Linked DNA regions of Mus musculus: regions 1, 2, 3 and 5 are each linked to region 4. The links are chromatin loops, found by intact Hi-C in ENCODE. Cell type or tissue: heart. All regions are shown on one strand. Links, peaks and the distances in the headings refer to the core of each region. The heading gives the core; the rest is flanking DNA.

Region 1 (5,814 bases), core at 294-5,293, 470 kb before region 4:
AGGTGCCAGGTGTTTCTAGTGGGGGAGGCCACGTGTGCGTGAGCAGAGGGAGGAAGCCAGAGTCTCTGTAATCTCTCAACTTCACTATGAAGCAGAGGCAGCTCTAAGACGCAGCCTTATCAATAGCAAGCAACATGCACAGTTTTATCCCAACTTTATATTCAAAATGTGCTCCACTCATTTCCCCCCCCCGCCCCCAGACACACACACAAAACACCCGAGAGAACTGGAGATGCGGCTCAAAACAGGGCATTCACCTAGCATGCAAGAGACCCTGGACTGGAAGAATAAATGCCAGAGAAATATTGAGCAAAATGAGAACAGGTGTTTCCTTCATGATGAGGGTGGGGTGCCTTTTATTTATTTATTCATTCTCTATTTTTTTCTGAAAGGAATACATAGTGTAGGAAAACAAATATCTTTTTTTTTCTCCAAAATGAATATATACTATGTGTGGGGTTCTTTTACACATATAGTCATTTACACTCAAAAGAACCATTCAAAAATAATGTCTCAACACAGAGGCGGGGGCCAGACAGAGACAGACAGGAGAGAGCTGTACCATAGAAAACAGGGAAAATCCACTGGAAATAAATAAATGGTCAGAATAATTTTGTTAAGATAATTATGGTGTCGTTATATAGCTTAACACAATGAAGTGATTAAAACAAATGCTGAAATTGGAGTTTTAGAATATTGAACAATTTGAGGTCAAAGAGTTGAGATTCAAATTCTTTGACTATATAGTGCACATCCTTCCTTGCGCCGAACTGGCTTCTCCGGACTTTAGTGCTGCAAAGGGTCTGTCCTGACCTTCAGACCAGTGCTCTTTCCATGCTAGGTTCAGATAGGACATTTTTGTTATTCTCTGTCATCGCCAGAAGGGATGGCTGTTTCCCAAATCTACACAATTGCAGTGTGGCAGTGAAAAAGAATTCAGACTTGAAAACTTGGTCCAGCCACTTTCCTATGGTGCGGCAAAGATGGGAATCGTCGTGATGCCCAGTGTTTTAAAAAGCGTGAGAGTGCCATAGCCTCGATACAGGTAGGGTTAAGAACCTGCGCATACTGAATAGCTGCTGCACCTTTTTCACTAATTTGGTTAGAGAGAGGTTCTTGAAATATAAACTCGGAGCTTTATTTTTAAAAGTGATTATCCTTCTTTTATTGGAAGATCAATCAAAGATATAAATATAGAAAATAAAAAATGGATTAAAAACTCACTAGTCTCCCCGTCGGGGAATCGAACCCCGGTCTCCCGCGTGACAGGCGGGGATACTCACCACTATACTAACGAGGACAACCATGATGGGCTCCCTAAAGTAGCTGCTCAAGAAAGATATTTGTAAGCTATTCATGGTCCTTGGATGTTATCAAAATTTTGCTTTCATGAAAAAAAATGTATCTATCTGCTAATTTCCAACAGCCAGTTTAAACAGCAGAAAGGAACAGGTTGCCAGTTAAAATCCGCCGGTCACAAAGCAAACCAAGAAAACACGAAAGTGAAAAAGAGATTGGAAGGAGGAATCACAGGAGTGGGAAGGAAATGCAAGAGGGCTCCAGGTGAACGTAAACAAGTCCTTTATATACACGTGAGAAATTATCGAAGGACAAATTTAGTCAATAACAAAGAGAGACGTGATAAGTTTAATAACTCCTATTTAATTTAATACATCCAAAATATTATTTCAACATGCAATTAATATAAAAAATTATTAACTAGATTATTTTTCTTGGTCTTCAAAGTCGGCAATGTATTTTACACTCAAATTTTAATAGGAAGAACAAGTAGTATCTATATAGAGTTCATTAAAAATATATAAATCAAAAATACACGTATGACTGTTTCCTACTTTAAGTTCTTCAGTAGCTGAAATGGGTAGCCATTTACATTTTTATTTAATTTTTTCATTAATGGCTCCATTAATTATTTATTTTTAATTAATTCAATTAAAATAAAATTTTAAAATGCGATTTTTACACGTACTGGTCAGTTTCAAACGTTTAGTAACTGACGGCTACAATTTGAGCGTCTCAGTTACGGAGCCTTGTTTGTGCAAGGTTGAGATTCTGACAGAACATCCTGGATTCCAGAAGAACCCAAAACAGAAGAGATGAAATGAAAATACCTTTAGAACCTAATACGGGAAAATTTAGGGTTGATTTCATTAGAAAGCATAAAAAAAATTTTAACTTTGCGTTGGCCGGGAATCGAACCCGGGTCAACTGCTTGGAAGGCAGCTATGCTCACCACTATACCACCAACGCAGCACGGCGACCGCTTTCGTTTCGTCTCTTTAATAGAAGGAAGAAATTTACTGAGCATGTTTGTATCTGTTTTCCGCAAATTTAAAAATGGATTCCGTGAGAAAATTCGGCGTCAACCCAGAAGGAAATATTTCCTCCGCTTCTCGCCCTGTTCACCGCCTGACGTTCTCGGTTCCAGGCTCCGCAAACGCTCAGCGCCTCCAGGCAGCTCCCAAAGTCCACCCGGCACCGGTTCCATAAGCGACTTAGAACGACCGGTGGGGAGGAGAACTGGTCGCTAAGAGATCATCTGCGGCCTGACTCGGCCCCTCTGATAAAAAGAAAACCGAAAGGTCCCAGAAGAGATGGATGATGGAAGGTTTAAAGAGATGCGGAAGTAAGAGATAAGAAAGATCTGTCCGCTACTTTCACTTGTTTTGCTTTGCAAAAACGTTCCCGGAGAGTTCGTGTTTCTTTTTATCTGGAGAAATCACAGATGGCGGCGTCATCGCCATTTAAGGGTATTAAAGCCCTTATAAAAATGTATGAAAGCCACACTACCATGTGTCAGGATGGCCGAGCGGTCTAAGGCGCTGCGTTCAGGTCGCAGTCTCCCCTGGAGGCGTGGGTTCGAATCCCACTTCTGACAAATACTTTTTCCTTTTTTTCCCATCATAATTGAATAATTCATATTGGTATCTTTTGGTAAAAAAGAAAATTAAAAAAATAAATAAAATAATTCCCATCCTAAGATCCCTTAATTTACTACAATTATCTCAACTCTTTCGTTGCTGAACCAATGCTAGCAAACATTTGTAAGCATGAGGTTCTCTCTCTATCGCCTTGCCTAACCCCACCACCAATTCTAATTAAGTAATTTGCTATTTATGGGAATGTGCTATTTCATATAGCCGAGCCAAAACAACAACAACAACAAAAAAAAAACACCCTAAACTCTTCATGACACCCTCTTTCTAGAAGATCATAAAGGAAACACTTTCTAGTTTAAGAGAAGCTTGGTGGAGGGGGAAATTGTCTTTTTGACAAGAGTGAAAGCTGTTAAGTTGACCATAACTGTGAGGCTGGGAAGCTTTAGATCGGTTAATTAAAGTTTGTCAGACACAGCTCTATTCCCCATCATTGACCAACTAGACTCTGACTCTTGAAAAAGCATTTGCTCTTTCTGAGGCTTATTTTCTTCCTAGTAAAATGGATATAAGAAGTAACAGAGTGAGACAGCCTACTCATTAGATGTTCAGAATTCGAGTTGTGTCTCCCGCCTGCTGACGCGCCTATTACAGGATTCCCAGGTAAGTGGAATGTGTATTAAAGTTTCGGAATAGCTAGCCTATCCTCTTCACAGGATGCTGCTGATGTAGAAGTGCTCTTTCTTTGTCTTTTCAAGAGGCCACCTTTCACTCTGTGTCATCTAAGCATTTAAAATATGTCAGGCACCATAACTTAAGAAAAAAGAATACATAGTTACTGCATTCAAACTAAAGAAATACAAGGTGCATTCTTAGGAGAGACATGTAAGGAAAAAGATGTTAGACGTGTCAGAAAATTCTTAAAAGGAACGTGAGGCAAGCATTAAAAGTAGCATCACCTCTGATAGATGCACCCAGTTCTATAATGTGACGGTTTGAGAAGACATGTGTTATTAAATGAAAGCCTCAATGCCAGGGTTGACTCTCTCTGTATGAGTTATTAGTCAGAGAGGCCCCAGAAGCTATTGCCACCCATCTTGGTTGCCCACCATGCTATATGGTAAGACTCCATTGCTGAAGACACAATATGCTATAGCTTCGGGAAATTTAAAAAAAAAAAAAATCAATTTTGAAGTGACCAGAAATTGACTCCTTGCTGCCTAGCTTTCATATTGCTAGGAGGTGTTATTAAGACCACAGGGACACACAGATGCACATGCCTATACACTTAAAATAGGTTTTGTTTAAAAAAAAAAAAGAAAGAAAGCGGGGGTGTGCATTGTACAATCACGACAGCATGACCAAAAGTGTGGGCGACCAGCCAGTTTTAGATTAGTTGTGAGATCTGCTCTACAGGAAATTCATTATTGGTACTGTAAAACTGGTTAAAGCCCATGGACGTAGGGGAGACAGGCCTTAGGGGGGACTGCGACTGTTGTTTACTAAGTGGATGTATCAAACTGCCTTCTAAATATTTGTGTTTACAGTTGAGAGCTATCGGCGTTGGCCAGAGATGCTTCTTTTAGCAATGGGCAACAAGAGTTAGTGCAGAAACTCCAAAAATGATCAAAATGCTGAAAATATGCGACTGTTGAATGTTCAGCCCTAAACAGAACATTTTTATCAGCCTCCCAAGATTCAGGGAACACTGAGGAGGAGGGAGAGGACAGAATGTAAGGGCTGGAGAATAGGGAACAGAATAGGAAGGAGGAGTGCTGCAAAACTCTGTCTTCTGAACATGACGTTGGACATGACCTCAAAAGGTTGCCTGAGCAAGATCAGTCCAGCACGATCAGTCGACATTCCAGCAGACTGTACTAAGTGGACTCAGGGAGAAGGGAGCATGAAGACTGGAGGAGGATGTGTGTCGGGGGCTGTTAAAGGTAGCAGGAGGGGAGCCTTTGGAGGGAATAGAATAAGGTACAGGCTGTGCATGTATATAATTCTCAGAAGATAGATAAAAGATGTCTTAAAAAAATAAGAGATGGTGTGGGAGGCAATAATCAAAATACATTCTGTATGTATGTGAAGTTGTCCAAGAATTCATTCATTTATCTATTTATTTATTTTAAAATGAATCTCAATGCCGGACATTGGGGCACACCTTTAATCCCAGCACTTGGGAGGCAGAGGCAGGCGGATTTCTGAATTCGAGGCCGGCCTGGTCTACAGAGTGAGTTCCAGGACAGCCAGGGCTATACAGAGAAACCCTGTCTTGAAAACAACAACAACAACAAAAGAATCTCACTCTGTAGCTCCAGCTGGCCTAGAACTTGCTAGGTAGACTAGGCTGGCCTCAAAAACCACAGGAACCCTCTCCTCTGCTTCTGAGTGTTGACTATAACAGTCCTATAACAGAGCAAACTTAATAAAAATGTTGTTTTAAACCAGACAAATGAGAGCTACAGACATGGCTAAGCAGTTCAGAGTACTCTTGGTCGCTGTTCGGTACCCACATCAGACAGCTCACCAGCAGCTCTGTGGCTCCAAGAGTATCCTCTTCTAGCCTCCTCAGGCTGATGCTCGCAAAAGCACATAAATACAAGTAACTCTTTTTAAAAAATCAGACGAATCAAAATTAAAAGGCTATTTATAAAATACGTAATCTGTCTTTTAAAATGTTAAGATCACAAAAAAAAAAAAAAAGACTGAAACTGCCACAGAGTATATGGAATTTGGGACGCATTATATGTCAGTGTAATATGGAATCCAGCATTGACTTCTGTAACAGAAAAAGGGTGCATCAGTGGGAAGGATGTCAAACCTGAATAAAGTCAACAGCTTAATTAGTAGCAGTTATCCAATGACATTTTCTGAAGTTTGGTAAGTTATCGTGTGTACCATCTTAACACTGGGGAAG
Region 2 (5,814 bases), core at 254-5,253, 63 kb after region 4:
ACCACTTGCTCTGAGCAGACACTTCTAATACCCTGGTGCAGAGGAAGGCACAGTCTTCTTGTGCGCCAACATCATTATACCTTTATGTCCCGACCTGTACCAGCTGAAGCAGCAGAGGTTGTACTTTGTTCTGGTAACCAAGCTTGGTAGCCTAGGAGTCACCAGGTGGTACTGGTTTTTGAAGGCATGAAGGGCTATGACAGAGCTATGGAGGCTCAGCACTGTGTGGCAGGGCTGGAGTCCCTGAAGAGAGCCCCCTAGAGGCTATTGGTGAGCCCCTAGAGGCTATTGGTGAAAGCGCAGCTCAGTTGTAGCAAGAGACACCAGGAGTTTTGGAGATGGCAGTGCCATGGGGTGATCAGCAGGAACAGCTATAGTAGTGGAGTGGAGCCTGCCAGAGCCTAGAAATCAAGCTGTGTGTGCTGCAGAGGGCGGAGCTGGAGAAGTGACCAAGCCCCTTGGAAGAACCCAGAAGATCGTGAGTGGATCCAGATAACTGTACGTTTAGTTATCTACACTGTTGGAGTTTGTCTTTGCTTATTCAGATTGTGACTGTGCCCAGATTCTTCAGTTTTGAAGAAAATATTTAACTTTATTTCAATTTTTTTAGGAGCACACAGCTGAAAGGTGAAACCTTTAAAAGAGATTTTGGATTATTGCAGAGATTGAATATTTTAAAGAGAGTGAACTTTTAACATATTTGAATTTGTAAGGACGGTGGGATCTTTAGAGTTATTATGATACTAATATTGTAATACTAATTATTGTGATACTAATATTAATATGCCATCCTGGGAATGAATGAGAACGACTCTAATTGAAAAGTAATGTGCTTACGTATAAGGTTGACAAGGGGTCAGTTATAATAGCTACTTTTAGGTCAACTTGACACAACCTAGAGTCATGAGAGAAGAGGGAGTCCCGATTGGGAAACTGCCTCCATGAGATCCAGCTGTAGGCAAGCTTGTCAGGCACTGTCTTAACTAGTGATGGATCCCAGAGTTTCCAGCTCATTGTGAGTTGGCACCATCCCTGGGCTGGTGGTCCTTGGTTCTATAAGAAAGCAGGCTGGACAGGCCCTTTGGAGCAAGCCAGTAAGCAACACCCCTTTATGGTCTCTGCGCCAGCTCCTGTGTTTAGGTTCCAGTACTGCTTGAGCTCCTGCCCTCAGTGCTTTTGATAATGGACTATTATTAAGGAACTGTGGAGTGAAATACACCTTTCCCTCTGCTTTTGGGCATGGTGTTATGTCACAGCAATAGTAACCCTAAGGAAACCATGACCCAATGCTCCTGATAACTCCATTCTTAAAAATAAAAATGATAAAAACACTACCTACAGGTATAGGGAGACAATCATACCAGCCAGCACTGAGCAACCCAGGCATCCTCATTGAATGGCACAGTGGCTGAACTTCCAACCTTGCCTTTGAGCAAGTAAGATGCATCCGTGCACCAGCCAACAGTGCTGGGTGGTCCTGCCTTCCAGTCACTCCTCTTGTATCCTTCTGTGTTAATCGCACCCCTTTCCTTCATCAGAATTCCTTTCCTTATCTGAAATCCTGCCGTGCTCCGTAGAGTTTGATTCTGTGACAAGCTGTCTGGGTCTTTTGTCAGAGTCTTTAGATTTGGCACTGCTGGCTGCTCATGCCATCTTTTCCTGTGAAATACCCAGGATCCATCTATCATCTCAGCCTTGTGTGGGATGGAGTTTGGCCCCCAGAGCTTTCAGCTCAGCACAAGGCTGATGAATTACATGTCATTGACACAACTTCTATTTGACTGGACCTTACTCTTGACTCTTCCTGTAGCTGGTACTGCTGATCGATTATCAGCCCTGGTGCCTCAGATCTTCCCCGTCACCACCTGTTATCTGAGAGGAACACATCTAACTTCCTGTGGATCAGCCAATCAAAAGCTCTCCTCCAACCCACTCACTTAGATTGTCTCTACAGTGTTATCTGCTTCCTTGCCCTCTTCCTTCCATAGTTTACAGGGTATTGCCACATTTCTAGGAGTTGAAGCTTTAAGACCCGTGTCTATTTCTTTACCAATGCTGCCAATCCCACGACCAGATGTCTCTCCCTAGTCCTGGCTCTTTTATCTCTGATGTTCTACATAGGGGAGGAGAGCTTGCCCCCACCCCCACCCCCGACATGAGGACTGGGGTTTAATTCCCAAGGTTGAAAAAAAAAAGTCTGCAATAGTTTCGTGCCCTCTGCTTGGGTTCTTTACTGGAGAGGGTTTGAACTAGTTGATTCATGTCCTTGAAATTCTCTTCTGATAGCCTCTGCCTTGGCTACAGAGCTTTCTCACTCAGGCGCATGATAGCACGGAGGTTTTCTCAATCTAAAGAAATCCTCAGATGCTCTGCTGTCACCTTTCAAATTAAAATGCTTTAAAGAAAAAAAATTTTTAAATATAAAATCATGGCACTCAGGCTTCTCTGAGAAGTCTTGTTTTATTTTTCTGCTTGTTTACGGCATGCACTCCAACCGGAATGTGAGCTTTACGGGAGTGGGGTGGGGTGGGGATGGGGTCTTGACGCTCTTCCTCATGGTACACCGCAGTGCCCAGAATTGTGCTTCTCAATGAGGACAGTTTTTCCTCAGGGGACATTTGTCAAGGTCTGAAGACATTTTTGTTTGTCATGACTGAGGCTAGGGTACCACTTGCATCTAGTGGGCAGACGCCAGGGATGCTGCTAAGTGATGCATAGCACAAACTCTATCCCAATACCCAGGTATTCTTGGGCCCTTAATATTTAGGGCTGAAGTCAGGAAACCCTTTTCTAGAGTAACGCCCAGCATAAAGAGGGAATTTGCCGCCCCCTTCTGGTTTCTCGGCATAACTACATTCATATGCCCAGACCCGCATGTAGATTATGTATGCATTCGCATAGTTTTCTTTCTATTTCTGTGGAGAATATCATTGATATTTTGATATGGCTTTTAATCGTTCTTCAAATCCAAGCATGTGGTATGTCTATCTATTCCTTTGTTCTTTCCAACGTCTTCCATTACATTTTGTAGATTTCCTTATGGAAGTCTTTCACTTCTTTAGATCTATTTATACCTAGATTTTTTTTTTTTTTGGTAAATACTTAAAGCTTGTTTTTTGATAGAAAGGTGATTACTCTCTTCTTGATTCCATTTTCATGAAAAATTTTGTTCTAATCTTTCATTTTCCAGGTAATGCATGTCCTTAGCTATAAGGTGTGTTTCCTTTATTCCCCCCCCCTCTGTCTCTCTCACTCTGTCTCTCTCCCCTCTCGCCCCCTCCCTCCCTCCCTCCCTTCCTCCCCCTCTCTCTGTCTCTTCCTCATATTCTTCCTTCCTCCCTTCCTTTCATCTGTCTCTCTCTCTCTCTCTCTCTCTGACAAGATCTCATGTGTCTGAGGCTGGCCTCAAACTTGTTATGTAACCAAGGGTGACCTTGAATTTCTGATCCTCCAGTCACAACCTCCTTCGTACTGGGATCCACATTTTATGTAGGGTCAGAGTGTGGGGAGCCAGTGAAGTCCCGACTGAGTCAAGTTCTTAGTGAATGTGTATTGCTTGATGTGAGCTGGCCATGTGTAAGACCCAGGAGAAACTGGCAAAGCCTTTGAAACCTTGTGTCAGTCTGTGAGAGCTAACCTGGGTCATATGAGAGCTAACCTGGGTCATGCTTGAGTTTCACAGCTTCAGGGATTCGTGAGGACCATGCCACATCTGGAGGTGATGTGGGCTAAGACACACATCTGGCTCATTCATCTGATGCAGAGTCTGTTTGTGTGTGCTTTGTCCTGAAGGTGCAGTTTCTCCTCGGGTCTGGCATTACTATGACAGTCCTGTCACTGAGCTCTATGACAAGCCTACTGCCTCCTCCAGTTATTGGAGTCTTAGTTCCTGCCCTGTGACCCTAAGTTACAAGAGAGAGGTGGACCATTCAGCCTCTTGTGCTAATGTTGTCTGGTAACTCAGTCTGTGGGTATTGGGTTGGTGGTAGGAGTTGCATGTGGGTTTCACCACATCAGGCCTGGTACATGGTTTCAAGCCTAAAGCTCGAATTTAACTCATTCACACTCCCAAAGTGGTGACATCACGCCTTACACTGGACTGGTTGGAGTTGGGGTGCATGAGGCATGGACAGTTTCTTCCCATATTTGTATTTTGTTATGGTTGGGCACTGTGGTCCCCGCTAGATCTTCTTACGTTTTATCAAGGTAATTAGGTGTGGGAAGATCCTGGAGGATCTTACTTAGCCACCATCTTGTTCTCCTCACACTGCCTTTCTTCTTATTGTGCTACATTGTTAAGAACCCTGTGTGTAACCATCTCTCTCTCTCTCTTACCTCACTCTCTGACCCCCTGCTCCTGCACACTGCAGTCTCTTTAAGGCAAGATTATCTTTCTTATTGTCTACAGCCTCTGGGTGGCACCACATGGCTTCCTTACCTAAGGGCGTCAATTACTGCTCTGGGTTGCCTGAGGTAGCTATCTAAAGTCTGCTACTATGTTACAGTCTACCATCACTATGTTATAGTCTACCACCACCATGTTAATTAACTCACATCTTGATCCCTAGGCAGGGAAGTGCGGACATACCTGGAAGGCCCAGCTTTAACATTTTAGAGAGTAGTCTTGCAGAGACCTTCTGGTTCCTAAAACAACAGTAAACAATAAGCCTTAGTGAGCACTGCCCACAGTGCAATGCACTAAGTGTTTTGAGAGGACTGTGAGTCCAGCTCTATTTTAGAGCCCAAGACAAGCTATGCGTTTCAGCATTGTTTTTACTGGGTCTGACGGTTCAGGATTTCTGGCCATCACTGCTGGCCATGCATGCTTCCCTCAGTGTCCTGCGAGTCAGACTTTTTTGCCACTGTGACAAATACCTGGAGGAACAAATTTAAAATGGGATAAATTTATATTCAGCTTATTTAAGAGTTTTTATTTGCCCTTTTGTTTTGAGGTGAGATCTCATGTAGCCCAGGCTGGCGTCTGATTTGCCATGTAGCTGAGGATGGCCTTAAATTTCTGATTCTTCTGCCTCTCCCTTCTGAGTGCTGAGAGTACTGTTGTATGCCACTGATTCCTGGCATTAAGCAGTGTTGAGGATGAATCTAGGGCCTCGTGCATGCTAGGTAATGTCTCCAGCCTTATTTCAGAGGTCTTAGTCAATGGTTGGCTTACTCCTGTGCTGTGGACTGTGGGGTGTCATGGTGGGAAGATCTAACAAAACAAAGGTGCTCACCTTCTAGCAGCTGGGCAGCTGAGAGACACAGTCAGGAATGGGAAAGACGTTGCCTTGGGAGATGTGTCCATAGTGACCCACTGACCAAGCCCCATCTTTGTGTAGTTGATTGATGAGGTCCATGAGCTAACTACCTCTCAATGATGTTATCAGCTGAGGACCAATCCTACAGAATATGAACATGGGGGGGGGGTGGGCTTGACAGCCAAATTACAATGGAGTGAGTCACACCATTAACGAGGTGGTTATAAAATTATCCTCTAGGAACTGAGCATGGAGGAACAAGTCTGTCATTCCAGATACTCAGTAGGATAGTGAGTTCACAGCCAGCCTGGGCTATTTAGTGAGACCCCATCTCAAAATCCAAAAGGAAGTGTCTGGGTAAATGGCTTAGTGGATAGTAATAGCACTTGATCTGAAAGCAAGAACACCTGAGTTCAAGTCCCCAGAACCCATTAAAAAGCCAGCCTAGATCAACCAATGAGGTTCAGGTTCAGTGAGAGATCCTGTCTGCAGAGGGCCAGCAGGCTGGCTCAGTAGGTCAAAACACTTGCTGCACAATTCTAACAACCCAAGTTTG
Region 3 (5,814 bases), core at 460-5,459, 67 kb before region 4:
GAGACTGGGATTCTGGGGCTGGCTACAGTTCTAGCTGTAAGGTCAGTGAGAGACCCTGATTCAAGGCAAAAAGGTCAAGAGTGGCAGAGCAGGACACCTGACATCTTCCTCTGCCTCTGTACATTAGTGGGCATGCATACCTGCAACATACAAGCATTCATATAACACACACACACACACAGGGCAAGGGGAGAAACACAGAGAGTGAGACAGATAGATAGAGACAGAGGGAAAGAGGGGGCGGGCACTGGTGACAGGAGATCCTTGGGTCACTGGAAACCCTCAAAGGAGATTAAGGAATTTCTTCTAGGACAGCTTAGTAGTTCTTGGAAGGCTGTCACAGAGGAAGCCTAGATGCACCCAGTGTCTGCATCCTGGCTTGAGATGTGACCGTTTCCTTTTGCATGCATTTCTGCCATGGCAAACTGTCCAATTCAAGGGGTGGTGGTGCTGGAGAACAAAACAAAAACAAGAACACAAAACAAACAACCCTACAAGAATTGAGCTGATGGGCTGGAGAGATGGCTCAGCTGTTAATTTCAGCTTACAGCTTGTGGTCCATACCAGGGACGTCAGGGTGAGAATTCAAGGCAGAAACCTGAAGATAGATTGATGCAGAAGCCATGGAGGAGTGTTGCTTACTGGACTGCCTAGCTTGCTTTCTTATATCATCCAGGCCCATCAGCCCAGGGGTGGCACTGCCTACTGTGAGTCAGTCTGGTGGGGACATTTTCTCAGTTGAGATCCTTTCTTCCCAAAGGCTCTACCTTGTGTCAAGCTGACATACAACTAGCCAGCATACTAGTATATATGCCAATATATCAAAAAAAAAAAATCAAGCAAGGCGTGGTAGCTTATTGCTTGTATATGGGGAGTGCCGAGAGTTCAAGGCTAAGCTAGACCACACAGTGAGAGCTCAGGACACCCTGGAAAATATAGTAAGTCCATACTTCACCCTGTTCCCAAATAAAATAAAAATAATAAATAGACTGGGTCTATAATTCTGTGATGGACTATAAGTCTATTATGAATAAGGCCCTGGGTTCAAATCCTCAGTGCTACCAAAAAATTATATGTATGTATGTGTATATATATATATGTGTGTGTGTGTGTGTGTGTGTGTGTGTGTGTGTGTGTGTGTGTGTAGCAAATTCTGTGGGTCTTCTGGAAGAATGGGGCACAGTCTTTAATCACTGAGCCATCATTCCAGCTCCTAAAACCTTTTTTTCTTCCCTTTTAATGGAAAGGCTATCAGGGAAAAATAATGGTTTAGCATTTTGTGTAATGCCAGAGCACAGTGGTTGGGAACTAAAAAACATTTGTACATATTTATTAGGTATGTAAGAGGAGAGCCGCTAGAACCCAGCCTGTCTCTGAGGCAACTCTCCCATTTTTGCTCTCACATTTTGTTAACAGGGTCAAGCCAGGTTCACATTCCCGGGGTGGAGGACACTCCTACCCTGACCCTCCAAATGTCCGCTTAATTGTCTGGTAAACTGGGAAAAGAATGTAAAACTTGCTGTTATCTTGACTGAGGTGCCTAAGTTGTAAAAATTTATAGCCAAAGCCTGCCAAGCCCTCATTAACTGCATGCAGCTGACCAGCGCCTTTGTTCCTTTTATCACTTTGAGCTCCCGACCAAATGTCCAGGAGGATGAACTGAGAGCCATGGATTCTGGACCCAGTGTCCTAAAGGATGAATTAAAGGCCTTCAAGCCAGGTGTCCTGGAGGAAGCCCAGTCTTCAACAAACACTGTCGTGCATGCTTAACCATTAATGCAAAAATATGCTCGATGACCCTGCAGCTCACCCAGCCCCTCCCTCCTTTTGCAGTTTTACCCTTTAAAAATGCAACACAGCTTCCTTGGGGATGTGGTTCAGACCCCCAACTTGGCCACCTCCTGACCGCTCAGAAAATAAGGCTTCTGTTTTGACGTTTCTGTCTCTGAAGTGAGCCTTCTCAGCTTCCATCCAGAACCCAACAGGTATAGTGAGTGGGTCATACTGTAATCTTGGTATTCAGGGAGGCTGAGACGTCCTAAGTTCAAGGATATTTGGGGCCATATGTGAGTTGCAGAGCAGCCTGGGCTAAAGCAAGATCAGGCCAAACAAATGCCAAAACTGTGTATAAGTCTCAGTTTAGGACTTCAACTTTCTTTGAGGGTGAATAACAAGTTTGCCCTTGGCAGATACCCAAATATTTGTTTCAGTTTAGTAGTACAAAGTTTCTTTCTTGGTTACACACTGTCCTGTTTATTTTAACTGCCAACCTTGAAGTCAGAAATGTTGTTTTAATTTATTTATACTTTCCAGTCTCATCCAGGAGATGCTTGGTAAACTTGCTGATTGTTGTTGCTGTTGGTGGTGGTTTTTTGAGACAGGGTCTCACACTGCATCTCTGGCTGTCCTGGAACTCACAATGTAGATCAGGCTGGTCTTGAACTCACAAAGATCTACCTGCTTCTGCCTCCCCAGTGCCGGGATTAAAAGCATGGGCTACCAAGCCCAGTGTAGCATGCACTCTTAACTGCTAAGTCATCTCTCCAGCCTGTTTTATTTTTGAAATGGGGTCTCTTGTAGCTTAGGCTATTCTCTGATTTGCTACCTTGTCAAGGATAGCCTTAAACTCCTAATCCTGCTGTCCCTGTCTTTTACAGTCCTGGGATTACAAGCATAAACACTAGGTTGGGTTTTTTCCCCCTTTCTATCCTTCTCCTCCTCCCCTCCCACCCCCTTCCCTTCCTCTGAGAAAGGGTCTCATGAATCCCAGGCTGGTCTACGGCTTATTAGATACCTAAGGCTGAGCCCCCAATCTTTCTGTACTTACATACCTCTTGGCATAGCCATTTTTATAGGAAGATCCACAGTTTGAGGCCAGCCTCAGCGACATAGCTAGCCCTGGTCTAGAAAACAAAAGCTAATCCAAATGTAAGGCCCAGCAAAGGAGCTGCTGACATAGATCCTATGTGTATGTATAAAAGACATATTCCCAGTCCTCCCAAGAAGTATGGGTCAGCTTTTATTATCTGGATGCTTCCTGTATCCGTCTATGTAGGTTTCTTTTTGAGAGCAACCCAGTTTGGGATAGTCAAGATGTCTCTCTTGTCTCAACCCTCTCCCTACACCTTCCTATATTAATTTGTGTTTTTCACTTACCAAGGGGGAGGGGACCAAAGATTCTGCACCATCAAGCAATTGAAAAGTAATGGAAGAGAAATCAACCAAGCACATTCCTGCATCTCACAGGCAGTGACCTTACTCACCTTCTCTTTAGAGATGACTATCGAGGGCCTGGCAGTCCGAAAGGCTCTATCTGCATGCCTTGCTGCCCAATTGGGATGCCCTTACCTGCCGAAGAGGAGGCCTTGGTTTCTTTAAGCGACAGTCTCCTGGGCCAACCAGAGGTCTCTAGAGGTGAAAGCCACCAATCGGACTCAAGAAGGAGGAAAGTTCGGGGTTGCACCTGCGTACGGTGAGTCACTCATCGGAGCTCCCTCTCTTTTCACCAATCGGAACGCGGGGAAGCCGGGCGCCGCCCACCGGGCGTGGAGAGAAAGGCGGGCCGGGCTTAACCTGGCTGCTAGAGTCCAGCCCAGGGCAGTGGATCGCGAGGCTGTTCCCATTGGAGTTGCTGTGCCCGTCGCGTCGGGATTGTAACTGTAATGGGCACCGAGGGGAAAGCCGGGAGGAAACTGTTGTTTCTCTTCACGTCTATGATCCTGGGTGAGTTCCTAGAGTTTTTGGAGGATTAGGTGGGTCCGGGGAGAGGCTGGAAGAGGACGATCCCCACGCGCCGACGGGAAGGGAGGAGTCCAGAAACCTGCCTGCCTGCCTCGCCCTGGGAGTCCACTTTTCCGCCCGGGTCTGGTCACTCTCCGTTCCCCTCCCCCACCGGGAGACTGGCTGGCTCCCTTCGCCCAAGCCGGTGATCTGTGACCCTACCTCCCACTCGGTGCCGGGAGTACCCTCTCTGCGGAAGCACCAAAAATAACCCGGGAGGGTCCATGGTTCTGGGTCTCCCCTAACGACCCGAGGACCCTCCCCAAACCCAACTATTTCGCTAGCCGTTCTTCTCCATAGTATACGTCTGGGAAGGTCTATCCTGCCCTTCCGACATTCTCGGAGATCTCAGAGAAACCTTGAGCCTCTCACCCGGACTCCCTTGGCTCAAGTGCCCTAGAAGGAAATGTAATGAGGAGGGGGGTGGGCTGGGTAGGGAAGATTTCTTTTCCTGGCTTTTGTAGAAGGGTTTCTTCCTCTTGTTAAGTAGTAGACCTTCTGGGATTAATGCCGAGGTTCGGCGTCTGAAGAAGAAATGAATTCTCTAAAATTTCTCAGATTCAGAATTCCTTTCTTGACTAGGTAGCAAAGAGTCGTTAATTAAGGTTGTTGACGGAGTAAGGATTCCCTGGGGCAAGAGTAGGTCTATTGGTTGGCTGGATCTCCTTAGAGCCAGAACTCTGCCCTCCCCCTTGCCCGGAATGAGAGTTTTTTTGTTTCTTTGTCGACTCCTTTTCCTGAGAAACAGCCAGGCTCGCATGCTGGGGCATGACTATCTCGAGGTGTGTTTGTATGAGGTTGAGTGTGAGGTAGGTTGGTTTGTTCCCTTGGTCAGTGTGTGTCAGCACCTGTATATTTATCTGTCTCCTTTCCCTGCCGCCACCACCCTTCGGAGCCGAGGACCAAACCCAGGGACTTGGGTGTGCTATGTCTGGTTCCTGAGTGTCACACACTCCTGTTGTTGGAATGTGTTCCGTATGAATCTGTTTCCCTTCACGGTTAGTATTTTAGAGAGGATAAAGGAAATAAACCATTACAGTCAGTATCGCTGTCTTCTAAAGGCAGTTCGTTTTGGTAACCTTTTTGGAGAACAATCATAAGACTAAGTCCCCAAGATGGAGAGATGGGTCCCTTGTTTCTCATTACAACTGTAAAGCTTTGGAGTGGCCTAGACAATAGGTGAGTCTACTTCTCTACATTGTACAGATAAGGAAATTAATCTGTGGAGAGGAAATGACCTTCCCAGTTTTACAAGAGGGTAAGAAGCTGGGGATGGAACCAGAGCCCTCTGACTCCCATTCCTGGAGATCCAGCGTCTCAGGCATGAGGCATAAGAAGGATCTAAACTACTCTTTCAGAATCAGCTCTCTTGTTATTAATGAAATCCCTTCCACTAGAGTCTCTCACTTCACCTTTGAATTCTACTACTGTTTCTCCGTCCCCTCCTCCTTTCTTTGCCCGGCCATCACTTGTTTCATTTCTGTTCATATCTTAGATTGCTAGCCACACCCACATTCCTGTTTTGTGTACTGTTTCCTCTGGATCAAGGACCGTAGTTGTTAGACTTACGTAAAGCCCTGGAGCGACTTCCTTCCAACCCCTTTCCTCCTTCCTTTTCTCTTCCCCTAATTTCCTACGTTAATTCTAGCACTCACCACCAAAGAGAAGGATGGTGACAAGATCATTTTGAGCAGGCAGCGGTGGTTCCAAGGAAGCCTGAGTGAGGTGGGGCATTTATTTGCTTGGCAGGGCAGGGGGCCCTAGGGAAATAACACGTAGGGGGTGGCAGTGGGTGAGAATACACTTCATGGTGTAACTTTGAAATCAAGGTAGACCTGGGGGAAGGGAGTGATTTGGTTAGTGCAAATGAGGATGGAAATGTCAGCCGGGCCACCTCATCAGGAGTTCTTCTTTCTTTTGTCTGTCCTGTGCCCCTAGGCTAGGAGCTCAGTCTTTTCTGCTATAAAACAGAAGTAATACTACAAGTCCTCCGCACGCCATGAGGATCAATGGAGTTAATAGCTACGTTACATA
Region 4 (5,814 bases), core at 420-5,419:
AATGTATAGAATGGACCTTGGGTTAGCGGTGGTGTTCTCTGACCTACAGTGTTCCTTACATCTGACCACTCTTCTCCCAAGCAAGAAGTCTTGCTTTGGTTTTCCTTCAATTATATTTTATCCATGGATCAGGAGCAGACAGTGAGGCCAACACTTAAAAAACTAAATATGTATCTAACATGTTCTCCATGTGTTATCATGAATTTGTAAACCTTAAAACAACCCTTAGAGGTCAACCCAAGCCTACAATTATCCACAGAAGAATCAAATTCCATTATTGTGGTGGGTTGAAGGAGAAATGTCCCTGGTGAGCTTGGGTGAGTGAACACTTGATCTCTAGTTAGTGGTGCTGGGTAGGGGACTGATACGGAACCTTTAGGTCTGACTGTGTTGGCAGAAGGATGTCGATTGGGGGGTGGTGGGCTCTGAGAGTTTATAGCCTTTCCTTGCTTCCGGTTTATTCTCTCTGCATTGTGTTTAAAGGTGAAGATGTGATCTGCTTTCTGCTCCATCCCCCTGTTGCTATGCCTCCCCCTACTGTTATGGATTCTCTCTCTGGGTTCCTAGCCAAAATGAACTTTTCTTTGGTTTTGTTATCACAGCAACAGGAAAGCAACTGATGCAATTATGAACACTCTTTTGTTCTCTGCTGGACATGTTCGGCTATCCATGGTATGTCCATCCTGTTTCTTTATTTTATTGTTTTCTTTAGGCAGGTATCCCAGGCTGGACCGTGAACTCCCTATACTCCCGCCCTCACCTATTGATGACACTGAGGATGATAAAGAAAAGTGGGAAAGTATCTTTGGAAACTTTCTTGCTTCAGTCATGGATAGCTTGGAGTGTTAAGGTGTCAGGCTATCCAATGGCCACTAGAGGCACCCAAACCGTTGGCTTTCAGGTCCTTTGTTTTGCAAAGCAGAGAAGGAATTTCCGAGAGGTTAGAAGGGAGATTTGTTATAGGGTTACAGGTGGGAGTTGTGGGAGCTCCTATCCAGCAGAAGTAGGCCCCAGGTGGGGCACTGTGGAGCGTTTATCCCAGGGAATTTTGTAGAAACAGAAGTGAGGCGTGAAGCAGGCAATGAACTGGTCAGTGCAGTAGCCCATCCAGGAGACATCCAAGAGCCTTTCCATGATTTCAAGTCTGTTCCAGGAAGAGAGAAAGTTCAACTTCCTTTCCAGTGTACTTTGGTGGGCAGAGCCAAAGATGCTTTGCCAAGCAGACCGAGGGCATTCTGTGTTTGAAGTTCCTGCCACTTTGTTACCTGTTCTTTTTTTTTTTTTTTAAGATTTATTTATTATTATATCTAAGTACACTGTAGCTGTCTTCAGACACACCAGAAGAGGGAGTCAGATCTCATTACGGATGGTTGTGAGCCACCATGTGGTTGCTGATTTGAACTTCGGACCTTCGGAAGAGCAGTCGGTGCTCTTAACCACTGAGCCATCTCTCCAGCCCCCTTGTTACCTGTTCTTATTACTGAGGTATTTTAGCTATAAGGAGACTGAGGTATTTCAAAGGGACAGTCTCTGTCCTTAAGGGAAAGGTCTTGGGTGGGAGAGTAGTTTTCATTTTTTTGGGGGGGGAGGGACTGGGGGGAGATGGGGAATTGCATCATAGTCTAGCCCCTCCCACAGCTCTGAGGGTAACCTGTCCCTTCTGCTCGAGTGGCTGCATTTATTTTTTAGAATGTATCTGCCTTTATTTGTATGAATATTTTGCCTGCGTATCTGAGCGTTGCTTGGCACTGATGGAAGTCAGAAGGGGGCGCTAGTTCTTCCTCAGCTACAGAGCTGGGTTAGCCATCTTGCTAGAAAATTGTACGTGCCTTAAGTCCATAACCACCTTGCACTTAAATAAAATATTAAAAATAATGGTTTATACATATGTTCACTGAGACCACAACATAACGCAGCTAGATAAAAAACAGCTTAATAAATAACATGTCTACAGACTTCCCACAAAAACTTAGTATTTGCTTTTAAAGGCTTATTTACTTTATCGGTTATGAGACACAACGCCATGCGACTGAGCCCTTTTAACCAATGAGCTGTCTCTTTAGCCTAAGCTCAAGCCATTTTTACCTTACAGTGGTTAACACTGAAGACAAGAAAATACATAGAGCACACAATAAAGACTGTTAATTCTAACTTTGGTTAACACTGAAGACAAAAAAATACATAGAGCACACAATAAAGACTGTTAATTCTAACTTTAAACATTATTAATAGCCTTGCTAAAGCAAGGCCTCAAAAAATTAGTGTAAGACTCAGAATTGTTCCTCTCCACGGAAATCTTTAGTAAAAGGCGAAAGATTTATACGATCTGAAGAGAAACCAGAGTATACCCAGCTGTCCTAGTGTACAGTTCTCGGCCGACTGTATTTCCTAGACAACTAATGGTGACTATTTACTCCTAAAGACACTGACTACTTTATTATATCAGATAAATCTTTGAAGGTTCTATCACATTAAGGAATAAAAGGAATAAAACAGAACAACGAAAACAACACGCTACCCTTTTAAATTATACAACCATCTGTGTGCACTGCATTGTGGGTATGCAAATATCGCGGAGAAGCCGCGTGGCCCGCTCGGTTTCCGGAAGTGCCTCGAATTTGTCCCAGATGTCTCTAGGCGCTGGGCGGCCACCAGGGGTCAGAGCGAAAGCCAGATTCACAAGCGCACAGACTTCCAATTTCCAAGTGTGATTTTGGTGCGCTTGTGATTCCAGCACCGGTCGGAGAGGCGGAGTCAAGGCGGGGGAATCATTGAATTTGAGTACTTTCTGGTCTGCACCGCGAGGGCCGGGCCAGTCAGGCCCGGATCCGCGCCCGCCATGGCCGACAAGATGGACATGTCTTTGGACGACATCATTAAGCTGAACCGTAACCAGCGCCGGGTGAATCGAGGCGGCGGGCCTAGGAGGAACCGGCCCGCCATCGCCCGCGGCGGCAGGAACCGGCCGGCACCGTACAGTAGACCGAAACCACTTCCGGACAAGTGGCAGCACGACCTATTCGACAGCGGCTGCGGGGGTGGGGAAGGCGTGGAGACCGGTGCCAAGCTGCTCGTGTCAAACCTGGACTTCGGGGTGTCAGATGCTGACATTCAGGAACTCTTTGCTGAATTTGGAACGTTGAAAAAAGCCGCTGTGGACTACGATCGCTCTGGACGAAGTTTAGGGACGGCGGATGTACACTTTGAACGGAGGGCAGATGCCCTGAAGGCTATGAAGCAGTACAAGGGCGTCCCTTTGGATGGCCGCCCTATGGACATCCAGCTTGTCACGTCACAGATCGATCCACAGCGAAGACCTGCACAAAGCGGAAACAGAGGCGGCATGACAAGGAGCCGTGGCTCTGGAGGCTTTGGTGGCCGCGGCAGCCAGGGAAGGGGTAGAGGCACTGGCAGGAACTCAAAGCAGCAGCAGCTTTCTGCAGAGGAGTTGGACGCACAGCTGGATGCTTACAATGCAAGGAGGGACACCAGCTAAACAACCGAACAAATCCGCACAAGAACCGGGACCCAGACGCCTCGTCTGTGATGCCTTAGAGGGAGGGTAGGCAACTGGACTGTGCAGACAATGGTGAATTTGGTTTTTTGTTTCTTTTTACTTCCTGTTTTAAAATAGGATCTAAAAACTCATGTAAAGTTTTTTTTTTTTTTTTTTTTTAAATTCTGAAACAGACCTGTTTTGTACTGAGTTATTTTTTGGGATAAGTTTTCCTGGGTGCTGTTGTGGAGAAGGTGGCATTTTCACCTTTGTCATAATAAAATAGAAATGTGTGTAGAACTGGAAAAATTAAAAAAGAAAAAGAAAAATTACAAATTACAATATGACTTTTATGGACAGAACACATGACTGACTAGCATGCATGAAGAAGTGGGTTTCATTCTCAGCTCCATCATGTAAGAATAAAACAAGAATTGAAAAAACCTTGCCTTTGATGCAGCTCAGTGGCAGAATGCCTACTCACCATGAGCAAGGAAGGCGGTGGGTTTAATTACATGGAAAGTCTTTTCTGTCTGGTAGGGGTGGTACCTACCTGACCTCTCAGCGTTGGTAAGGCTGAGACAGGAGTTTTAGTGAGATATGACTAATCTAAAATAAAATCAAAGGCAGGGGTGGTGGTGGTGGCGGCGGCTCATGCCTTTAATACTAGCTTCTAGGATATACAGGCTCCACAGAGAAACCTTGTTTCAAGCCCCTCTCCCCAAAACCCTGCCCCCCCAAACAACAACAAAACAAAAAACAAACACCAACTTTCTTTTTTTTTAACATAATATTTTTGTGAATTATTTGGGACTTTCACACTGTGTACCATGATCAAGCTCACTTCCCACTCCTCCCGTTGTATCTTTAATTTTCCAAATCTTATTATTATTATTTTATTTTATTTTTTTCCGAGACAGGGTTTCTCTGTGTAGCCCTGGCTGTCCTGGAACTCACTTTGTAGACCAGGCTGGCCTCGAACTTAGAAATCTGCCTGCCTCTGCCTCCCAAGTGCTGGGATTAAAGACGTGCGCCACCACAGCCCAGCCCAAATCTTATTTTTAATGATAGTTCTTAAACGCTTTAACCTCCCTTGTAGCCCACCACCCACCAAAGTGGTGGGAAAGAGAGGATACGGGGGAAGTGCACCTGTTTAGAAAGATTCTTTGGAGTAAACCCCCTCTGTGTTGTTTGGAAATCAGCAATTCAGTTCACTGGTCATTGAGCAGCACAGTTTGATCTACTTGCAAATACTTCACTGATACACCAGGGTTGTGGATAGCCATGGGGCTAATTATATTTGATGAGTTCGGCACTCAGGTGAACCTGCTTCCCACCTTAATTTGTAAAATAAAGGAGAACTGTTGATTGGGCAGATAAAGGGAAGGTGGAGCAGAAGGTTGGGAGAGAGAAGAAGGAGAAAATGGAGGAGGAAGAGGATGCAGAGGAGGAGGAGGAAGAAGAAGAAGTAATGGAGCAGAAGCACATGGCCTGGAGAAACCTCAAGTTCTAAGGAGTCTCATAGATGAGGAAGATGGTAGTGTAGTGGTAGATCTGCCCAATCTAGGCGCACTGCATGCAATCATATTAACTGAGTTGTGTTATTATAGCCGGGGCATATTTGGGTTGGAGATTTACTGTAACACACCAGCAGTCCAGTTCAGTAGAGTCAGCATAGCAAACAGGAATCAGCAGCAGTGGCCTACCTAGCAGAGACAGCCAGGCCTCAGCCTCAGCTCTAGTCATCAGGAGGAATGCCAGAAATTCTCAGCTGTGCCTCTCTCAGGGAATCGAAGATCAGAGAAAAGACCCACAAGTGTTGCACAGCTACCTCTATAAGCAAGCCAAGCTCAGCCTCTGTCACTGTCTGTTGAGTCCTATTTATAACCCTCCAAACGTCACATGTCCTCCACAGGTCTTGCCCTAGCACGCGCATCTGTCTCAGGTGACATCACTGCCAATCAGCCCAAGTCTGCAGAAGCAGCAAGAAACTGCAGCACACCACCAAAAGTGTTTTAGTGTGTTTCTCTCTATGGCGTCCTGATAAATGCAGCTCAGCTATGCAGTGTAAGGAGGACCTGTACATGCATGTTGTTAGCAAAGAGTCCTTCATCACGCGCCCTTCCATGTGTTTGCTTTAGCAGAACATCCTCTCTCCTGTGTCTGCTTCAGCAAAACCTTCCTTCACCTGTCTTAGTCTTTCACCTGTGTCCACTTCACGAAAACACTCCACAGGTTTGCCCCAGCAAAACACCGTCTGACACAGCTGACTTTCCAAAGAACCCTTAAGTTTCCACTTCATCCCATGTCTGCTGGAT
Region 5 (5,814 bases), core at 279-5,278, 400 kb before region 4:
ACTGGAAAGAGAGGCCCATTGGACTTGCAAACTTTATATGCCCCAGTACAGGGGAACGCCAGGGCCAAAAAGGGGGAGTGGGTGGGTAGGGGAGTGGGGGGGAGGGTATGGGGGACTTTTGGGATAGCATTGGAAATGTAAATGAGGTAAATACCTAATTAAAAAAATATTGATGAACAAAAAAAATGTATGTAACAGCTTCCATATTGAGATGTGTTGTTTGTGACAAACTGACCATGTTCATTCATATCCAGTTGAGAATAAACCACTTCTTACTGTCTTCTAGCATAGAGCTGTGCTTTACATCATGAGTGTCAAAAGGCTCCTCCCCTCCCCCCCATCGACTATGCTTGTGACATTCAACCTAACTTGTACCAGAAAGAAGCTTCCTAATCTTGCTCTGGTCTTGGGAGAAATAGACTCAAGAAATACCCGACATCACTGACTCTATCAAGTCCTGTCCCCCCCCCCACCACCATCAACCACAACTGTGGTGGGGCAGGCCTGTGATCCAAATCCTCGGAGGTAGAGACAGGAGGATCAGGAGTTCAAAGCCCATCTCTCATTATCAGGAAACTCAAGGTCAACCCAGCTACAACTTACAGAAGGCTCAGGCTTGGTTCCCGGAGCCCATATGGCAGCTCACAACAGCTGCAGCTCTAGCCCAGGAGTTCTGATCTCCATCTCAGGCCCTGTATTCACTGCATGCACATGGTGCTCATACAGACATCCATGCGTACTTAAAAAAAATACTATTTAAAGTATAGTAAAAGGATTTAAAGGGAGCAGTGGGAGATGCAAGAGGCGAAAATAGTTGGAGCATCTTCAAGCCAAATTCTTGAAAACTGGAGATCTTAAGTGTGTGGCCAGCCTTTGCTACACAGTTTGAGGCCACTCTGGACAACTCTGTAAGACCCTGTGATGGTTTGTATATTCTTGGGCCAGGGAGTGGCACCATTTGGAGGTGTGGCCTTGTTGGAATAGGTGTGACCTGGTTGTAGTAGGTTTTTACTGCTGTGAACACACACCATGACCAAGGCAAGTCTTATAAAGGACAACATTTCACTGGGGCTGGCTTACAGGTTCAGAGGTTCAGTCCATTATCATCAAGGTGGGAGCATGGCAGTATCCAGGCAGGCATGACATAGGCAGAGCTGAGAGTTCTACATCTTCATCCAAAGGCTGCTAGTGGAAGGCTGACTTCCAGGCAACTGGGGTGAGGATCTTAAACCCACACCCACAGTGACACACCCATTCCAACCAGGTCACACCTATTTCAACAAGGTCACACCTCCAAATGGTGCCACTCCCTGGCCCAAGAATATACAAACCATCACATTCCACTCCCTGGCCCCCATAGACTTATTCAAACACAGGAGTCTATGGGGGGGCATACTTAAACATAGCATAAAGCCAAATGCATTTAGTTCAACTTTCAAAGTCCTCATAGTCTATAGCAGTCTCAACAATGTTAAAAGTCCAAAGTTCAAGCTCTCTTCTGAGATTCATCCAATCACTTAACTGTAATCTTAGTTAGGGTTTTTCTGCTGTGAACAGACACCATGACCAAGGCAAGTCTTATAAAAGACAACATGTAGTTGAGGCTGGCTTACAGGTTCAGAGGTTCAGTCCATTATCATCAAGGCAGGAACATGGCAGCATCCATGCAGGCATGGTGCAGGAGGAGCTGAGACTCTACATCTTCATCTGAAGGTTCCTAGCAGGATACTGGCTTCCAGGCAGCTAGGGTGAGGGTCTTAAAGCCCATGCCCATAGTGACACACCTACTCCAACAAGACCACACCCACTCCAACAGGGCCACACTTCCTGTCAGTGCCACTCCCTCGGCCAAGCATAGAGAAACTATCACAGACCCTATCTCATAAATTTGAGAAGAGCAAGGGGTTGCAGCTAACGTGTAAAGCTCTTGTCCAGCATTCCCCAGTCCTGGCCATAGTCCAGAGCACAGGAAAGCCCACAAAGAAGCAAGCCCAGGACAGATACAGAACTAAGTACAAAATCAGGAACTTAGGGGGTGAGGACTAGTATCAGAAAGCAGTAAGAAAAAATAGTTCTATACACTAAATCAAGGTAGGAACACGGGTAGCTAACTTGGAGAAGAAGAACACACACTCACCATTTACTTATGTAATCCAAATGTAGAAATAAAATTCTAAAGGACCTAGAAAAAGGTTCAGCATGAAGTATAATGTTTTGAAAATGCAGAAGCAATAAGGAGAAAGATTAGATTTATTAATTTACGGTGAGGGGAAGCAGGGACGTCAGCACCTTAAAGTGATCGAGATTGAGAGGGACTGGGGTGAGGGGGGCAAAGGTGACTTGAGGTGGATGGTTGAGTACTTGTTATTCATGTCAGGAGAGGAAAAGAAAAGATGTTTGAAAGCAGCAAATTGCTACCTAGCACGAATTTCTAAAAGGTACAAAACTTTGTCAGGAGTGGGATTCGAACCCACGCCTCCAGGGGAGACTGCGACCTGAACGCAGCGCCTTAGACCGCTCGGCCATCCTGACTACATTGCATCCCTATAAGCAGTTCAGGTGGAAGGGACAGTTGGAGCGTGCCCATTTATCCTTTGCTGATTGGATCTAGCAACAAGTGCATCTGGACTCCAGATTCAAGCTGTAAACCTCGCCACAGAAAAGAGGCAATTGGATTCTACTACAATTGTCACGATGCTCCAAAGTCCCCGGGTTTCGGGTCATCATCTTCGGTTTATGAACCAGTTCAACAACTCAAGCTTGCCATCCCGAGCCTCTTCTCCGGAGAAGACGGCAGAGGGCGATCACCGGATGGTTGCATGCAGGTCCGGGTCCTGGAGGGAGGGGTGTTGTCGCCAGGTCCCGGAGGATTTAGGGTTGAGGTGCTGTGAAGTGCAGAGGTAAATGATGGATAAGACCGAAGCTGGCGATCCTGGCGGACATCGGACAGTGGCTGGCGACAAGGTGCTGGCACTGGTGTCGTCCTCGTTAGTATAGTGGTGAGTATCCCCGCCTGTCACGCGGGAGACCGGGGTTCGATTCCCCGACGGGGAGATACAGTAGCTTTTTTTTTTTTTTTTTTTTTTAAATAAATAGCCAGATAAGGCGGCCCCATGGGCGCTCTCCCTTATACTCACGCCCTACACGCAGACCCAGATAATCCAGCCCCGCACGATGTCCTCCAGCAAAGCCGCCCCGGGTCCTCAAAGCCTTTTGCTGGCCGCTGGCCCAGCGCCCTGGCGCCTGCCAACACGCTACCCTCAGCCCCCCGCCGCCCCTAGCGAGCCCTCCCATCCCAACCCCAACCGCGGTGAGCTCCGGGTGTGCCCGAACAGGTCAGATTGTCCCACAACCTGGGGTTATCGCTGCGTTGGTGGTATAGTGGTGAGCATAGCTGCCTTCCAAGCAGTTGACCCGGGTTCGATTCCCGGCCAACGCATAACATTTTTTGTTGAATACTGGATCTTTCTGGTGCCTCTCAGCTTGTATCGAGACTGCGTGACCTAACAGAGGCTTGAGATATTTTGAGGATGTGGCCAGCGGGAGGAGTCTTTTGGAATCTTCTGTTTACGGTTGCCCATCAAAAAGCTAAGTTAATAGTAATGAACTTCAGATCAGATCTAGGTATTCTTCGCGAGAGGAACCTCCTATCACTCCCTGGTGGTCTAGTGGTTAGGATTCGGCGCTCTCACCGCCGCGGCCCGGGTTCGATTCCCGGTCAGGGAAGTGCTTTTTCTTAAAACTTACTCTGAGATATTTACTCCACTAGTTCTTAGTTTTCCTACCTACTAGTTTTCTAATGGTCCTTATGCTGCCCAGCACCACCTCACCATGCGTATGTTTAGAATTTCTCTATGACTCTGCACTCCTGTCCATTTAAACACATTTGCCCTCAAATGCACACCTCGTTCCTGCTCTTTCTTTTCGGAGTATTTTACTTTTGCACATCTCAGGCTTTCTGCTTCCCTTGGCGCCCAGCCGGAAGTACTGCCACCATCACACGCCCACACACACAAGCCTCGCAGAGCGCCCAGACTTGTCAAACACATCACCGGCCCTTAACTCAGAAAGAAGTCCCCTAGGAATGGTTCTTCCTGGTTATCAACTTGACACTATCTGGAATGAACTACAATCCAGAACTGGAAGGCTCACCTGTGATCCAGATCTTGAGGCTGGGAGATACAAGTTTCTGATCTTGGCATGGAGATCTTGAGGCATAGTGACTATAGATCCCAGGAGACTAGGGTAAGGAGATCTCCAGAGTTCAAGGTCATCTGGGACAAATCCTGGTGGTACACACCTTTAATCTGGGCCACACCTTCTGCTAGAGACCTACCTAAGGACACTGGAAGAAGGAAGATTCGCTCTTTTTCACCTGCTTGTCTTGTGGGACTGAGCAATTATTAGATCCTTGGACTTCCATTCACAGCTGGCCATTGTTGGGGAGTTGGACAGGCAGATTATTGGCTTGAATCTTCTGGGCTCTTGATCCTTGAACTCCAGCTAAATGATTATAGGTCTTTTGAAAAACCACAGGAGATCTTGGCAGTTGTAATAAAGAGGGTGGGAAAACATATAATATAGTAACAGTTCCCAGCTGCCCAGGACGGACATTTTCCAAGATCATTTTATCATTGGAACAGTTAGCCCCATCCGGTGTGACATCTAGATTTGTCAAACCTATTAAGTACAATGAATGTCGTCTCTTTAATCAGGAACTTCTAAGTTATTGGTGGGAACTAGGGCTAGAAATATCAGAAGCCAGAAGTCTTTGTTGAATTTTCCACAGTGGAAGAAATCTCCAAATGACGAACCGCTATGGACTCTTAAAAGCCAAGGGGAAATTACATGCATCGCTAAAACCTTTTCTTGATTCAGAATATCTGGCAGAGGAGTGGGGATGTAGCTGATCTGTAAATCACTTTTTTGGGGGTGGGGGCTCGGTCAAAGCTCTGGGTTTCGTCTGCTCGACTGTGTGCTTCAATGTTAAAAATTAAATTGAGGTAAAGTAATTATAAATTTGGGGGCCTCTCTGGGGAATCCCAGCCCGTTGTAAAGTTTAATTTTTTTTTCCCCAGACAATTCTTCATATGTAGCCCAGGCTAGCCTAGAACTGGTGATAGCCCCGCCTTTGCCTCCAAAGTGCTAGGATTATGTCCATGCTCATCAAATACCCTCAGACCCATCAGGGATATTTTTGAATGATTGTGTGGCACTGGCCTGGTGTGTGTGTGTGTCTGTAGATTGTGTGTTCAACCTGCTCGATCTCTTTCCTTCTCAGACATGGTTTTACTCTTTATGGAGTATTTAAAACTTTGTCTTCTTATGCTTGAGAGTCATTCACAGATTGCTTCCGTGTGATTTAACTTTGATTTTGAAGTAAGGCTCAGTGTCTGGGCGTAAAATTCACAAATAAATTAGAAAACCTGGCTTCGGAGACATTTACAGAAACAGAGACACCCACCCTGCTGACATCTTCTAGCACAGATTCTAGTTCAAATGGGCAGTGAGCTCTCTTCTCAACACGTCTGTCCCCCACTGCAGACCGCAGTGAGCTTAGTTTTCACTAATTTCTAGCTGGGAAGGGGGAAACTGCAGGACTGGGGGGAGGACATTCGTGGAGGCAGTTTGGTGTTCTTAGTTTTGTGCCACTGAGTTCTAAGAATATCAGGACAAAGCAGCAGAATGCTACAAAGCAGGAGATCCATAAATACAACATTTTTAAAGGCTTCTTATTAATTCTTTAAGAATTCCACACAGTACATTTTAATAATATTCACCCCCACTTTTCTTGGTTCCACCCTCCCACCTTGT

What was found. Hi-C counts contacts between places; a loop is a spot of excess contacts. Peaks named below come from ENCODE experiments on the same cell type or tissue, not always from the same donor. Only the 100,000 strongest peaks of a DNase experiment are listed, where the experiment ranks them.
Region 1: it touches region 4 in a loop (14-fold over the local background); 2 of 42 quality-filtered maps call a loop at or near these places.
Region 2: it touches region 4 in a loop (4-fold over the local background); 30 of 42 quality-filtered maps call a loop at or near these places.
Region 3: a loop joins it to region 4, with 4 times the contacts of the local background. A loop is called at or near these places in 2 of 42 quality-filtered maps.
Region 5: it touches region 4 in a loop (2.6-fold over the local background); 4 of 42 quality-filtered maps call a loop at or near these places.

The regions. Positions count from the first base shown.
Region 1 is chr1:171,035,801-171,041,614 of GRCm38, forward strand. It overlaps n-TDgtc4 (a tRNA gene), which reads right to left and starts at 1,300; the gene lies at 1,229-1,300. n-TGtcc2 (a tRNA gene) reads right to left here and starts at 2,268; the gene lies at 2,197-2,268. It overlaps n-TLcag3 (a tRNA gene), which reads left to right and starts at 2,814; the gene lies at 2,814-2,896. In heart, for the core only: no CTCF peak of the experiment used is centred there; DNase peaks (open chromatin) are centred at 1,261, 2,381 and 2,761; H3K4me3 peaks cover 2,699 bases; H3K27ac peaks cover 462 bases; H3K27me3 peaks cover 45 bases.
Region 2 is chr1:171,564,214-171,570,027 of GRCm38, forward strand. The region is part of intron 1 of Cd244a (CD244 molecule A); the gene reads left to right. Among named protein-coding and RNA genes, the nearest start is that of Gm35200, 5.0 kb to the left of the region's middle. In heart, for the core only: CTCF peaks have their summits at 270 (motif pointing left) and 2,841 (motif pointing left); no DNase peak of the experiment used is centred there.
Region 3 is chr1:171,433,979-171,439,792 of GRCm38, forward strand. F11r (F11 receptor) reads left to right here and starts at 3,583. Exons shown (of 10, transcript NM_172647.2): 1 at 3,583-3,723. The coding sequence starts at 3,663. Gm26641 (predicted gene, 26641) reads right to left here and starts at 3,344. Exons shown (of 2, transcript NR_151523.1): 1 at 3,264-3,344. In heart, for the core only: a CTCF peak has its summit at 3,524; DNase peaks (open chromatin) are centred at 3,523, 3,833 and 4,563; H3K4me3 peaks cover 2,400 bases; H3K27ac peaks cover 1,966 bases.
Region 4 is chr1:171,500,818-171,506,631 of GRCm38, forward strand. Alyref2 (Aly/REF export factor 2) reads left to right here and starts at 2,661. Exons shown (of 1, transcript NM_019484.4): 1 at 2,661-3,933. The coding sequence starts at 2,840. The coding sequence ends at 3,496. LOC115487699 (a small nuclear RNA gene) reads right to left here and starts at 2,346; the gene lies at 2,231-2,346. In heart, for the core only: CTCF peaks have their summits at 873, 1,072, 1,783 (motif pointing right) and 2,656 (motif pointing right); DNase peaks (open chromatin) are centred at 1,744, 2,684 and 3,304; H3K4me3 peaks cover 3,135 bases; H3K27ac peaks cover 2,814 bases.
Region 5 is chr1:171,099,389-171,105,202 of GRCm38, forward strand. n-TLcag9 (a tRNA gene) reads right to left here and starts at 2,532; the gene lies at 2,450-2,532. It overlaps n-TDgtc5 (a tRNA gene), which reads left to right and starts at 2,983; the gene lies at 2,983-3,054. n-TGtcc3 (a tRNA gene) reads left to right here and starts at 3,368; the gene lies at 3,368-3,439. It overlaps n-TEctc6 (a tRNA gene), which reads left to right and starts at 3,655; the gene lies at 3,655-3,726. In heart, for the core only: a CTCF peak has its summit at 2,802; DNase peaks (open chromatin) are centred at 2,833 and 3,603; H3K4me3 peaks cover 2,774 bases; H3K27ac peaks cover 1,029 bases.